Linked DNA regions of Homo sapiens: region 2 is linked to region 1. Evidence: chromatin loops called from intact Hi-C (ENCODE). Cell type or tissue: endothelial cell of umbilical vein. All regions are shown on one strand.

The links. Peaks named below come from ENCODE experiments on the same cell type or tissue, not always from the same donor. Only the 100,000 strongest peaks of a DNase experiment are listed, where the experiment ranks them.
Region 2: a loop joins it to region 1, with 9 times the contacts of the local background. A loop is called at or near these places in 2 of 110 quality-filtered maps.

The regions. Positions count from the first base shown.
Region 1 is chr3:143,439,731-143,447,730 of GRCh38, forward strand. All of the region lies in intron 12 of SLC9A9 (solute carrier family 9 member A9), which reads right to left. Among named protein-coding and RNA genes, the nearest start is that of SLC9A9-AS1, 100 kb to the left of the region's middle. RefSeq lists an enhancer at 3,747-4,946. In endothelial cell of umbilical vein, no CTCF peak of the experiment used is centred here; a DNase peak (open chromatin) is centred at 4,221; H3K27ac peaks cover 2,690 bases.
Region 2 is chr3:143,327,993-143,335,992 of GRCh38, forward strand. All of the region lies in intron 14 of SLC9A9 (solute carrier family 9 member A9), which reads right to left. Among named protein-coding and RNA genes, the nearest start is that of SLC9A9-AS1, 10 kb to the right of the region's middle. In endothelial cell of umbilical vein, no CTCF peak of the experiment used is centred here; DNase peaks (open chromatin) are centred at 2,099 and 3,499.

The DNA.
Region 1 (8,000 bases):
AAAAGAGAGATGCAAAGAACACAAGGACCTGGGCTCTGAGAGGAGGCTGGAGTAGCCTCTTAAGGGCTCTGGCAGGTGGGAAGGAGGTGGTTCAGTGGAATGTGTGGCCATGAGGATAAAGCAGAAGTTAGTCATGTCAGAGGCAGAGGTGGCCCTTCTAAAGCTCAGGCACCAACCTCTGGGCCTTAAAATGAAGCCCTCAGCAGTTTTATTGCTTCAGGAGTTCAGAGACTGCCCTGGGGCTGAATTCAGCCTGCCTCTGACATTGTTGGTTTTCCAGAGCAGCAGAATTAACCAATGCATACTACATTGTTTTCATGCTCACTTAAACCACATTCAAACTGTGCTTACAGCAGGAAAGGGACAGTTAAGAAAGAGTGAATGGTGCAGAAAACACAAGGAGCATATGCTGACGGTGGCTGAGAATTTTTGTGACTTTTGTTTGCCCCTCTCTTCTGCAGGGAGACCCACCTAGGGATTTTACAAGTGCTGAAAACACAGCAATTTATAATGTTTCCTGTGGGAAATCAACAAAGTCCTTTAAGGCATTTGAATGGTATCTTTAATCTCCACTGTGCTAATGCTGCTTGAGTTCTGGGAGGGTTCCCTTTTGCTTATGATTGGCAGAGTAAGGGGAAACACCCTATTCACTGGGTGCTCTGGAGAATGAGGAGAGTCGGGGTTACGGGGAAGACTAACGTGGTTCAAGGAGTTTGGCCCCTAACTAGGGGGACAAGTCATATACATGAAGGCTCCATGACTTCACAAGGCAGAGATGAGATACAGGTCATCCACAGTGAGGTGCCTCCAGGTCTTTGCTCTCAAAGCCCGCATGGCTCACGATGCTCTTCATGTTCCACAGGGTATCCCACCGGGTAAATGAAGCTGTATATGAGCCTGTCTGTGTTAGCCAAGGGCCACAGCAAGCCTTTGCTTACCGATGCAGGTCTTTACTGAATGTAGTGATACTCTCTTTGATGTGAAATTACAAAATGATAAACAGCTTGGTGGTAGAAAGCCACTTGAACAGTGTACACCCCAAAGGAGCTTTGCTGGTAAAACTGAAGCCGTTTAAATATATTCATGGACAAGAGGCTTTAAAGCAAGCCTGGCATAACTTTGGGGCATTGTTATTCTACAGAGCTTGGTCTAAAACTACAGATTTAAAGATGCTGTTCTTCAGAATTCTATTTACTGACTTGAGGGCAACTTTATTTGGTGACATCAGGAAGTTTGTCCATTTTCTGTGCTGTGCCCTTTCAGACAGGCTTACTCTTCTCTAGGATCTTACTGTGCTGACATATTCTTGTTAACCCAGTTTTTTTCTTTTATCATTCTCACCTTTCCAACCTTCCTCCCTTTCATCAAAACTTACCCATTCTAAGTTGCATTTTCTCAGGGCCCTACTTTTTGTTTGCCAAAGTGGTAAACAGTAACTGAGAATCTCATGAGTATTCATGAGTAAATGGAATGAGCTAGAATTCCTCTTGACTCTTTCCTCAACTCCTTCCTCCACTTTGTGGTAGAATATCTGCTTAACGGATATTCTAGGTACTCTCTGGAGCTTTAAAGGGAATTTCAGGCCATGTGAAAAAGGGTGTGGAGCTATGCCAGGGAGGGTGGGAAGTGTACTTATGAATAACGTGGGATCCTCACAGAAAACCTCAGATAAACACTTTTAACACAAACTAATATTCCTACTGCATCAGATACCTTAGCAGGTAATTATAGTCACTTTCTTACTAGACATTGGTCTCTCTACTTTTATCAAGAACCCAAGAGTTAGTCAAAGGCATCTTGGCAGTTAAACATATGCATCCTTCAAGCATTTAGGACAACCTAAGACTGTGATTGCTAATTTCACATCAGCCAGTATCTGCACTTTTTTTTTTTTCCAGAAGAAAAAAACCTTGTTATCTTTCAATGCAGAGTTATATTGAAGTGATCAATGTGTGCTCTGGATGGGCTGTGGTTTCTGTTTTCTATGCCAGCCTCCTTGAGGGCCCTTCTCTCAGAGTTCCCCATCTCCGCCCTGTACTATCAATTTGGCCATATGTAAAGTGTCCTTTAAAATACCTTCTAGGCAGTGTGTCATTTACTCATTCATCCATCCATCCATCCATCCATCCATCCATCCATCCATCCATCCACTCATCCATCCATCTCTACTCATCCATCCATCCAGCCACCTACCCACTTAACCACCCATCCCCTAATTACCCATCCATCCTTCTACCCACCTGACCACCCATACCCTTATTACCCATTCATCCTTCCACCCACCCATCAGCCCAACCACCCATCCCTTAACTACCCATCCATCCACCCACCCACTCATCAATCCAACCATTCTGGGTGGTTTGGCCTTACTGAAATAGGAGAGGGAGACAGGTTGCTGAGGAAGGTGCCTGCACAGTGGAGCTCCACCCTTTAAGATCAACGTAGAGCAAAATGAGTATAAAGTAACAATTTTATACAAACAAGATGGGCTTCCTACAAAACAGTTTCTGAAAGGACTCATGTACTGTTACAGAGCAGCATCTCAGTGGAGATACGCCCTCATGTCAATAAAACAGACAATATATTTTCAGCTCCCAAGGTCAGAATGCTCACCAAGCTCTCACATGTTTAAAAACTGGACAATTATAGCATTGTTGGCTTTTGCAAATTGCTTGCTACCTATGTAAATTCTAACTTTAAACTCACATGGGCTGGGCACGGTGGCTCATGCCTGTAATCCCAGCACTTTGGGAGGCTGAGGCGGGTAGATCACCTGAGGTAGGAGTTCAAGGCCAGCATGGCCAACACAGGGAAACCCCGTCTCTACTAAAAATATAAAAATTAGCCCAGTGTGGTAGTGGGTGCCTGTAATCCCAGCTACTTGGGAGGCTGAGGGAGGGAGAATTGCTTGAACCCGGGAGGCAGAGGTTGCAGTGAGCCAAGATTGTTGTGCTACCGCACTCCAGCCTGGGTGACAGAGTGAAACTCCATCTCAATAAATAAATAAATAAACTCACATGTTGCAAGTAAGCGTTATTAGCACTAGAAAGTGAAATGGGACTGGTGAGTTCAGTTAGTAGAGACGAACAAAGGCTTGCTTAGGCATAAAACAAGATGGGAGAGGACATGATGTTGTGTAAGAAAACTGCCAGCCCATGGGGCCCGGTGGGGTGGGAGCTAGGGATGAATGACAAAGATTTTCCTACTAAGTTGGAAGAATGTTCTCTGAGGTTATGGTCCTTTGATTGTTTCTAGTACTTAAGCATGATCAACTGCCATTTGAGCTACATAAAGTATGACTAAGGACTCCATTTACAGCCTCTGGGAAAGAAAGAGTCTTTTGAATCCTCTGTAGCCTGCTCTGGCTAAAGAGACACATTAAGGTATGGTATAAAACAAGCCACCCCTGTAGGGGAACAGATTAGGGCTTGGGGGTGTGGGGGCTGGGGGCCAGAATATTACATTTGAGATACAAAATTACATTGAGAGGCAAGGTTTAAAATCATTTGTCTCACCACATGTTTTCCATTTGTGACTTCTCAAAGCCACAACAAAGGCTCTCCCCTCCTTGCCCATGTGCCTGCTATACTGATAAGGTGAACAGTTTTTTTTTTTAAAGGTTTTCAGCATAATAGTGTTTTAAGACGTAATCTCATTTGCTGCTCCTTTAATTGCTGTTTTGTAATGTTTTATCTATTTTAATTACTGTTTTAATGTGCTGCTTGTACCCTGAGGTGCTTCTGTGAAGGGTACCATTTTAAGAAATGAAGAACTAGATAAACAAATAAATCCACAGGTAAGGGATCATAGTAGTCTACCCTGTGTTTAAATGAGCATTTTTAATTTGCCTGGTATTGAGTGTTGACTAGCAATAGTCTCTTTTTCATGTGTAAGGACAGAGGTATGATGTCTAAGGTCCAACACAAAGCATACGTAGAGCTGGGAATAAAAGGCAATATTCCCAAGGGCTGTCCTAATTCACAATAAGTAGAACTTATGCTATCATGTTTAAGTTTGATCTTATGTTCCCAACAATTCTTTAGAAGTAGCAATAGCTCTAATGAAGGCAAAAGTATATATTTTCCATTTAACTCTAGTAGCAATTGAATTGTAGTTTTCTTGGCCAGGAAACAAATTCAATAGACCCAGTTCTTAACCTGAGTCATGTTACCCTTAGTCACACACATGACACGATTGCATTCCTTGGCTTACTAAAGCAGGAAATGGACCAGTGGCTTGGGGTTTCCTGACTGGATAAGTAGGTGGTGTAATGACTTAACATCCCTTCACTCCCCCACGGCCACACCCAGATTTTTATTTCCGTATTTAAACACAAGCAAGGTCAAAACAACAGATGAAATTTAATAAAACAGTAGTAGTGACGCCTAAATGTTTTTACTGACTTCCTAAAAATGCTTTGGAATCAGCTTCAACTGCATTTATAAATGAAGAAGGAAATGAAGCTCAACACCCCAGCTACGAAATTGTTTGGTCCTAAATTGGCCAGATGCCTAGATTTCCTTTATGTAAACAGGGTCAAATGTGAGGCCAGCCAATTGTAAACTAAGATTCTAGCCTCCTATATTCTCATAGTCGGAGATGTTAATGAAGTTGCCAGGTTTCCACAAAGTTGAAGTGCAACCTCTTCCTATCATGAAGCCCAGGCAGATGCAACCAGCCCAGGTAATGGCACAGCAGCCTAGGCCACTTGGAACAAATGTGGTTCATGGAGTGCAAAAGAAATAACTTTATCATGCCCCACCTTTCCCCAACACACACGTACATACCTACTTTTTCAGACTCTGGAGCGGGGTCCTTGACTTTTTAATAGTCTCAGATAGTTTATTTTTAAGTCCTCTGGTGACTTCTAATCACATAAATAGTCTCAGCTTAGTAATATGTAATAATAACAATCCCTAAATTTCAGCTGGAGTGAGTCTTCCTACCCCATCAGCTTGGGCCTGCCACCAGGGGTGAAGGGGCAATCTTCTTATTTTCCTTCTCTTCCTTACCCCATTCCTAGTTGCTAGCTTGACTTCTCCAAGGTGAGGGGACAGAGGAAAAGGAAGAGGTAAATGGGAAAGAAAGGTTTCATTCAATTGGCATGAATGTGGCATATTTCCCTTTGGCTGTGGTGGATGTTGGAAGCTGGCCCATGTGGGCATTTGTGAGGTCTCTTCAGGGTTCCGTCTACCCCTGGGCCCTCTGATGGGCAGTTTCCTGATATGGACTGTGTGTCCATCCACCACTGCCTTGGCCCCTGAACATCTAACTCCATAGCCCCGGTTTTCCTCTGCTGTGATCTTCTCACCCCTTCAGGTAACATTCTAGGTCAGAAAGTAAGCCACCTCCACAGAGGCTCTCTCCATTATATCACACATGTCAATCAATAGGAAACACACTCTTTAGATACATTCTTGGTGGGAATGTAGGAACTTCTCAAGCTGTGGCTCACTCTGCTGTTGTAGACCACTTCAGCTAGTTTTTGACACCTTAGATTTCTTAGATGTGAGTCAGACAGTGAGTATATCACGGGGTTCCCCAGTCCTTTGAGGACATGCATGAAACTTGTCAATGGTCTCACTGAAGCCACATCTCATGGGCTTAAGATGAGGACAAACAACTTATTACCCCTTTCACATAGGAGATGTGATTCACAGGTTTACTTTGACCAATGGAATGTGAGTAGACATGATACATGCCATGTCCCAGCAGAAGCTCTTGGAAACTTTGGGAGTTTCAATCCTTTTGCTCCTTTCCTCTGCTACAAGAGAATAGCATGCTACGGATGGGACTGCTCCTTTAGCCTGGGTCTAAGAGTGAGAAAACAGATGGCACAGAGCTCCAAACAGAGTCAAGCCGAGCTGAGCTGCAGATGAACCCAGCAGAGTCAAGCAGATCTGTAGCTGACACCATACCTTTATGGAATTTGAACAAAACACTGATCTTTATGGTTGTAAACCATTGTGATATTAGGACTAGTTCCTGCAGCAAAAACTGGCATATACACTAGCCAATAGGTGGCCAGGGAGGTATGAGATTAATTAGGTGGAGTGTGTCTTAGAATCCAAGTGAAGAAAGTGTTTCAAGTAAGATCAATTATGTTAAAAGTTTTTGATTGTCCAATAAAATGCAAAGTGAAGCTTGACCATTGGACTTAGCAACGCTGAGGGGAGTATCAAGACTAACAAGAACAGCTTTGGTAGAATGATGGGGCTACAGACTGCTCAGAGTAAGTTTAAGAAAGAGTGAGAAGAAAGGATTGGTAGACACTATGAATTATAGCTCTTTTGAAGGATTTTGCTGTAAAGGACAGCAGAGAATGGGGCTGTAGCTGGAGAGAAATGTTTTATTTTAAAAAATAAAAGTAATTAATCTGGGTTTTTAAATTATCCAGTGAAAAGGACAAAATAATGATATGAGGGAAAAAAAGAGACAAATATTGGAGTAATGTCTTCCAATAAGTAGAGAGGATATGATTAACAGGCAAGTAGAAGGGGGGGCCCTAACTGGAGTGAGGCCAGTTTGTCGGTTGTAATATGGTGGAAGGTGGAGTTTAAGGAAACTGATGCAGGAGGTAGATACACTGGGGACCTCGTGGAAGTTATCTTCTGACTGTTTCTATTCTCTTACGAATTGGAAAGATGATCTGCTTAAAGAGAAGGCTGGGGAAGGGGTTATGGGGGCTTGAGGAGAGAAAGTTGGAACCTGTTGCTCAGCAGAGTGGGAAGGTAAATGGGTTAGGGCACTTCGGGATGATTGATGAGCAGCTCCTAAAGGCCCTGAATGCCTACTGGGTGCCAGGCACTGTGCTAACAGCTGAGAGACAGAGGGAAGAGGTCCAGACCTCACTTTTACCCTCAGGAGTCTCACAGTCTAAGGTGGAAAGTTGTCATTCAGATCCATTAGTGAACCATGAGTTACTTCTGTGGGGTGTGATCTATCAGGATGGGAAATGTGGGAATGCGGTGGGAGTACAAAGCAGGAAAGTACCTTAGCTGGGGCAGGAGGCTGCTGATGGGTAAAAGGTTCTCAGGAGAGATGACTGACTCTTAGTGTGAGGCATGGAAGAAGAAATAGGTGGTGTGGCACATTTGGGGGAAATTAAAATGCTTCAATATGGCTGAGATATAAGGTAGGTGTGTATGTGTGTGTGTGTGTGTGTGTGCATGCACACATGTGTGCACACAATCATATGTGTATGTACTCACATGCATGTTTAGAAGAGGGTTATATGTGTGACAAAGTGATTCCCAGAGACACATGTGTTGAAAGCCATGATCAATATTCTGCCTTCCTGTTTCCCTGTGACATGCACCACATACTTGAAACTACCACCTTATCCCCCTCTAAGCCTCATCTATTGCAAATATACTTGGAGGAAGCCGAAGTTATAAAGTTGTTATTTATTTTTACAGCATGCATTGGGAGCTATAAGACACACTGCACAACCCAATGAGAAATTAATTGTGAAGACGTAAACACAGGCCAGATTTCCATTTCACCTTGGTGCCCTACTGGGTTATGCAGACTGAGAATTTGGCTCAGTGACTGAAAAAAATTCCTAGCCAAATGTTTGTGTTGAGAACTGGAAGCAAAAGTATTAAGTAAAACACACAACATCAAAAACAATACTATTATATCATTAATTTTACAAAATACATTTACTCCTATAGTCTTGTGTTTCTTTTGTTGCCAGTAGAATAATTTTCTCTCTGAAAACCATTGCCTTAAAGTTAACCTTAAAAAAATAAAACAGGGCAAGTTGTTTTTTGCAAATGACTTGTATCACTATTTGAAATGGTTTCCAGTTAGTATTCCCTAATGGTGTTCCTGCTAACTTCCTACTAAAATCCATTTCAAGGCCCAGAAAAGGCAAACAATTCCAATACTACGGAAAACCCTATGCAATGGACAAGCTTGTGTGGAATATCACAGGAGTTTTCAATACTCATAATGCTGACAATGGTTATTTTGAGAAAAGCAAACAGGAGAATAGA
Region 2 (8,000 bases), 110 kb before region 1:
TGGACATTTTTTTCTGTATGCACAAGTACTATCTATTTTCTCTGCTTACATTTGTTTGATAAAGAATAGATCTCTATAAATCAGAATCTGAGTTTTCTTTAAATAAACAATTACATATGATACTATAGTGGTAGATACATGTCATTACAAATTTGTCAAAACCCACGGAATGCATAACACAACCTCAATGTAAACTATGGACTTCGGCTAATAATGTGTCAATATTGATGTTAATAACAGAGGAAACTATGTGTGGGACATATGGAGTATATGGCAACTCTGTACTTTCTGCTCAATTTTTCTGTAAATCTAGAACTGCTCCAAAATGTAAGGTCTATTAATTTTTAAAAATATGAAAGTTTATAATCCCTTGGTTTTCAGATATTTGATGATATCAAAGATTGTTTTACTGAACTACTGTGAATAGCCTGAAAACACAGCAACAGTGAACCATAAAGAGGCATGTAAACTTCCACTATCTTAATGAGATGCTGATGTAACACTGAAGCCTGGATAACCCTAACTGTGTTTGACACATTCCGTTCTCCATCTTCCCGATTCAAAACCCTACACGGTATTCAAAGCCCAGTGCAATGCCATCCCCTTTATCAGAACCTCCAACCCTCCACCTGGAAGTAATTTCTGTCACTCCTACACCCTGGTGGTAATTTGCTTGAACTTTTCCAGCCTTCACATGTTGTACACAGGCCTCTCCTGTTTCTACCACAAGATGTCTTTAGCTGCTAGAAGATGTTTGGATTGTTCTCCTTGATTAGCTTGATTTTTCCCCCTAATATTCGCTTCGTTATGGACCCCAGGGGTTGTATGTTGGTAACAATGCCTGGATCATTCCTCTCTAATAACACTGTCCTTGCCTATCTGCAAGTCTGAATGTTTTGTGATGTTGCATATTCTGCTGTCAGTTTTGCTTGACCACATCTGACCCATTTAGGGATCTTGCCAGAGTCCTGAACATATAACTTATTGCCTACTGTGTGCCCTGAACTTTCCACTCGAGTTGACCTTTGCAAGCAGTACTTGCTCTAAAAGGGTATCAAAGTCAAACGACCAACTTTTAATAATCTAACTACACAAGAACAGGGAGATGTTTCCCAGCCTTAGCGCAGCCATAACCCAAACAACACATTGCTCCATAATGCTCACAATAAATCCTGTATATTGCATAAAGGATGTTTCCCATTAAGGGCAACCTTACAGCTCTAGCAATGTTTTTTGTCCGTTGAAGGTGAAGGTGTGTATGTGTTTGGGGTGGAGGTGGCGGTAGGGGAGTTAGTTGATGGGTGAGTAAAGAAAACAGATAAGAGTCTGAGACCAGGGGCTGACCAGAGTACTTAGTAGAACAACATGGCCAAAATGAAAAAATAAAGTTGTAGAACCCGTACAGGTAATTCTCCTTTGCATTGGCAGCATCAGATCCCTATTGACATGAAATTTGAAATCATTGGTTAGCAAAACAATTTTGATTTCCCATTGAGTTCTTGGGGAGGGGGTGCAAATAACATTGGTGAAGCTGGGCTGCCCGACTCTGCCATCCTCCCATATGGCAGGTGTGCAGGCCACCTTGGCCTCCTGCGCGTGCTGCTCCTCATGGGCAGCTGCAGTCCGCCCATCGTCTCTGGGGCTGATGGAGAAGTGCTCGCCTCTCTGGCAGAGGGAGCTTCACTTCTGTTCCATTCATCTCCCTAGCTGCTCAGCAGTTCCTCCTTTTGGAGGCTGCTGTTCCTCTCCTCTTCCGAGGCTTGGGCATCCCAGCTGCAGGACCTGGGAGCCCAAGCCCCCAGGCCACGTGAGCCTCGTGCCCCGGTGCACAGCAGCCCCGCTCCTGCCCAGCCGTCAGCGCTCACTTTCCTCCCAGCTTTTGTTCCGCACCTTTCCTCCCTACAGGTTCTGGCACTGCGCCTTGCTGCTGACTTGTATTTTTTTCTCCATGATACAGGAGGGAGGGTAATTAGGAGGAAATCCTGAGAATCTTCAAACTACTGGAAAAAAAAGAAAATGCTGGCGGCGCTATTCATGGAAAGTGGAATTTGGCCTGGCTGTGACCTCCCCCATGCCTGGCTTAGACTCCTGGTGGAGGAGACAGATGGTGAGGTGAGGAAAGCTGTGTGACCCGATCACTGCCGGCCAGAGCAATCGGCAGGAGCAGTGAAGAGGAGATCATTTTAAAGCAAACATGGACTTTAGGGCAGGAGAGTAGAAGGGTAAATCTTTATATATTGGAAGCCAAGGCATTTCTGAATGGAATGAGCTTAGCAGTTTTATTTTAAATTCAGCGCCAAGAGGTAGACAGTGGACTTGCCCAGCATCAAATCTCACATTCAACACTGGGGACAGCTAGCTCAGAATCTGAAAGGGACAGTCATGGTCCCTTTCTAAGGAAATGTTCCCAGCAGTTAAGTAATCCGATCTGAATTGTGGAATAAATGGTGCTTTGAAATGTGTTTCTCATTAATCTTCATTTAAATGTAGACAGCTAAGTGGTTTGGATGTTATTTTGAGAGTGTCTCTTTAACCAAAAATTTATTATTAATGGCAAATATTTTAGGGCATGGTTGGCTGAATTTTCCTGGGTGTCAAACACATACTGTTTCCTGAAAATCATAAAATGTCCTCCTTCTGTTCCTAACAGAAGTGACATATCCCATTGTCTTGTTTCCACAATGCTTAACTGTGTTATAACAAATGTCAATGGTGAATTAACTATCCCTTTGAATGTTTCAAATGTGACTTTTAATTAAGCATATTAACCTGATATATTATCATTTGAGAAGCAACTAAGATTATATGAATTTTAAACTTTTGGATGCCCGCAGAACATGAAAAGCACTTTATGAGGCTTGCATTAATGCATATTTCATTATAATGTAATTCTATATTAGATATTCCATTTATGCATAGAGCCAAAATAGTTTCTGCTCTGTAGTGACGCTGATTTAAATGAGTAAATCACAAGGAATCGAGAAATCTTAACTCTTTGTGAATCTCAGCATTATCATGCATATAAAGAAAGTCTTTGTGGGCAGAATCTTACCTTTAGTTAATAGAGTACAGCATTTTTTATTCAAGTGGGATGGGGTAAGAGAGGATGGATGAACTATTTCTTCTGTATAACATTAACTGATTAGAGACAATCCTGAGCATTCCCTGAGCATTTTTCATTTACTCCACATATAGCAGCTGATCAGTTTTGCCACACAGAGCAGTCAATAAGGCTGAAGTACACATGAGAGGGTTATGAGGGGCTGGTGGGCTGCCTTGCCCACATGGGTAAGGAGAACATGTGCAATATTAATGCATAAAGAAACTCTGGGAGCTAGATGCATGCTACTCTGCAGGGCTGCCTTAAAGTATCCTGTGTAATATTACTAATAGACCTTTTACAATTTTTATAGCTTCCCGAGTTATTTTTGAGTCAGTGCTAGCATTCAATTATTTCCTGTTGAATAGGGAACAAAACAGGCCTAAAGACTGAAAGGAAAAGCTGCTGTGGGGAGCGGTCTCTCCAGATGGAAGTTTTCTGGCAGATTGTGATTTGTGACTCAGAATGAGCCCAGATTACTGTGCCATATGGGTGGCAGCAGTGCCTGTAGACACTATTCAGTTATTCAGTAGGCTCCTCCTGAACTCCTACTATGCGTTGGTTACTTGCCGGGCACTGGGAAACAAAGATGAGTAAGCGATAGTATCTGCCACCAAGGAGTCCATTCATTTATTCATTCATTCATTTAACCAACATTTACTGAGCATCAATGATGTGCATTGTATATTAGGGGAGTTGAGCACGTAAACATAGAGTAAATTACCATATGGTGTGACAAAATCAGTTATAGGAAAAAAATGCTCTGCAGCTTAGAGGTGGAGAGAGAGAAATTATATTTGGGGCAGTCAGGAATCCTCACAGAAAATGTGACATTCAACATGAATGTTGAAGTAGGATTAGGAAATTATTGAGAGGAAAGAAGGACAAGGTCATTCCAGACAATGAGAACAGCATGAGCAAAGTCATGGAGTTAAGGTTTCATGCTTGGGAGGAAAAATAAGAAAATAAGAAATAGATTGTGGATATAGCTTTTGGCTCATAGGGAGGAAATGCAACTAGAGAAATAACTTATGCAGGATCTTTCATGTCATGTTAGAGTTTGGCATTATTCTGAACGTTGGGAATGGAAAATTCCAGAGCTCCCTTCTGTCTATCCTCATGGCAGATATCCCTAAAATGGCATGAATGGTATTCTTTCCTGCTGAGCCCAGGCCAACCCTTGGAATCTTTCTCTATGTAGGGTTCTAAAAAACCTCAACCAACTTACTGGAACTGGTACAAAGAAGAAGTATATTCACCATCTTGGTTACAGGCAAAGGAAGCAAAGATTTTTAAATAGGGAAATGACAAGTGTGTGCTGTCATTCTCTATACTGATTTGATTATTGGGAAGACCATTTGAACCGGTGCACTGGAGAATGAATTAGAGTGGGGAGAATCTTGAATCAGGAAAACCAATAGGAAACTGTTTAATAGTTCAAGTCATTGGTTCTCAACCTGATGGCCCACTAATACATTTGAGATGCTTGTTACAAATGTCAATACCTAGGTTCCACCCTTGATGAATTAATCCAGAATTTAAAACAAAACAAAAGCCAAGTGGTTCATTTGTGCCCAAGGGTTGAGATCCACTTGTCTGTAAATCTGATCATGGAAACATTTATTTATTAGACAGAAGAGGTTTTATCTCTTTTAATGTATACTTGGAGAGGCGAGTGGATGACTTTGGGAAGATGGGAAATGATTTGCTTCCATTGGGCCTTTACTCATATAGTACTACTCATAATGGCTGCTTTCTTGATTGTCATCTATATCGCTGCTGACTTATCTATAGATATTTAATCCACCATATCAATCATCTGCATATGTATTTTTAATCCCCAATTTACAGATAAGGTAACAAAGTGTCAGAGACTTTAAGTAACTTGCTTAATGTCATAAGGTAATTGATGCCAACTACAACTGCCAATACATCTACTGTAGTTTTTTAAGGGGAAAACTGATGAGAATGTGAATGTTTCTCTCTGGTTCAAAACAAGGTCATCCTTACCCATCAGGAACTGTGCCTTTCATGTTCTGATTGGCTCAAATCCTCACTGTATGCACATTGCACAATTGTCCTGCCTATGTGTGCTTTCACGCTTGTGATTTCTGTGAACAAACAGTACCAAGAACCACCACCTCCCACCCCCCACCCAAATCAGAGACATGTTGGCTCACTTTAAATATCCTTTTAAAAACATCCATACAAATTGGATTTCTTTCCCTAATTGTTATTTAGCAAGCAAATAATGCTCCATGGCTGCCTAATTATTTGGATTGTTTCAGAACTAGTAAGCAGAAAACTAGTACTAGCAATAGTATTCACAGTAAACACTAGGTTCTTACTTTGTCTGAAACTTCTCTTCTAGAGTCTCTCTATACAACCAAGGCAGCTCTCATAGCCAGCACCCGTGCTATGCATTTAATTCAACAATGTGGGTCTCATTTATAAGCCAGCAGGCTGCTTCCTGACCTGGGGGATAGACCACGAAGGTTTGGCTTTAGGAGGGGCATGCTACTGCAACCAGGTGAGCCACATGGCTTGCCTAGCAACAAAGAATGCCAAGAACAGAATGCACAAAGTGAAGAATTCCTAATTTTGAATCCAGTGCTTTCAACTACCAGATTGTATTAATTCCTAGAAATGAAACAAAGTAAGAGATGCTTTATTTACTGTATTTATTATGGTTTACTCTTTTGGCAAAATCTTATGCATTATGTTAGCTGCTTCTTTTTTACTTATCATTGGAAGGAGACCCTAGAACCTTGTCTTTCCAGTTGTTTTTTGTGGAGCCCCAGGATTTCTTAGTGGATGAGGGAAACTTCAAGTGGATGTCATGGGGAAGTGAAGGTGAAGTTGCACTCAGCTCTACAATTTCCATCCCAACTTTGATTAGAATAGTTTTGCTTTTATTAATTTTGTATTTGAAAAAATAATCTGCTACAATTGGTACAAAGAGCACTGCACTAGATATAAGAAATCTCTGGGTAAAACATTTGTATATGCCAATCAATTGGAATTCTTGTTGTTTTTAATAATTTGAAAATCCAAAATCCAATTTTGATCCTGTACATGTCTGGAAAAACTGGCATGAACATAGCTGAAAAGAGTTGTTATAAAGCCCATGAACTTGTCTCTTAGGAGATGTCTGGATCCGCCTATAGGTGCTCAGTCATGGCCAGTGGAATTAAAATGGATTTTAAAGATAAGGTCTCTGATTTTACGATCCTGGTCATTAGATTTCAAGAAAGAGCATATATTAGCAGATGGCTGTTGGAAGCGGACATGCTGAAAAGTGATAGATACCACAAGGGAAGATGTGAGTTAAGACTTAGTCACCCACTGCACTGGAGGGACTATCTCATAATGAATAGGAGTGTGGACTCTGAAGTCTGATGGATTTTGGTTCATGACCCAATTTGGACCCTTACTTGCTTTGTGATTTTGAGCCTCAGTGTTCTCTTCTGTAAAACGGGCTTAGTAGCAACCCTTACCTCATAATGTTATTGTGTGTATTAAATGAAATCATGCATGTAAGGTATGTATCAGTTTCTGGAAGACAATAAAGGCTCAGTAATAATATTCTGATTATAAAGTGACCTGAGTCATTTTTTGTTGTAGAAGCCAAAAACTGCTGAGGAAAACAGAGCATTACAACTATATATATTAGCTAACTCATAATGATAGCCCCAACTCATAAAGATATGCCAAGATATGCCTAATGAGAAGACTATGTAATGCATTTCAGAAAACTTTCCAAATAAAATCATGTTTAAAGTAACACATTTTAAGAAACAAGGCAAGATGCTCATTTTGCCACTGCTATTCAACATAGTACTGGAAGTCCTAGCCAGAGATAATAGGCATGAAAAAAAAAAATAGCACCCATATTGGAAAGGAAGAAGTACAATGATCTCTGTTCACAGATGACATAATCTTATATATAGAAAACCCTAAGGATTCCACAAAAAATCTGTTAGAGCTAATAAAGGAATTCAGAAAACCTGCAGGATTCAAGATCAACACAAAAAATCAGCTGTGTTTCTATACACTAACAATGAACACTCTTAAAAGGAAATTAAGAAAACAATCCCATTTACAATAGCATCATAAAGAATCAAATACTTAGAAATAAACATAACCAAGGAGGAGACTTGTACATTGAAAAGTACAAAACACTGATTAAAGAAATAAATAGACATTCCATGTTTATGGCTCAGAAGACTTAATATTGTTAAAATGTTTATACTGCCCAAAATGATGTATAGATTCAATAACATTCTGGTCAAAATCCCAATGGCATTTTTTACAGAAATAGAAAAAGATTCTAAAATTCACGTGAATCTCAAGGAAACCTGAATATCAAAACATTCTTGAAAAAGAAGAACAAAGCTAAAGGTTTCGTAATTCTTGATTTCAAAACATATTACAAGGCTATAGTATTCAAAACTGTGTGGTACTGGCATAAAAACAGACATTTAGACCAATGGAACAAAACAGAGCACCTAGAAATAAGCTCTTGTATGAGCAAATGATCTTTGATGAGTCAGGATCACACAATGGGGAAAGGATAGTCTCTTCAACAAATGGTGTTGGAAAACTGAATATCCATATGCAAAAGAACTAATTTGGACCTTTATCTTATGCCATATAGAAAAATCAACTCAAAATGAATCAAGGACCTAAGTATAAGATCTAAAACTATAAAGCTTTTGGAAGAAAACATAGAGGAAAGCCTTTATGATATTGGACTCAAATGATTTCTTGGATATAGCATCAAAAGCACAGACAATAAATGCAAAAATAGACAAATGGTACTACATCTTCTACATAAATTTAAAAACTTCTGCACATCAAATGAAACAGACAACAAAAAAGGCAACCAATGGAATGGAAG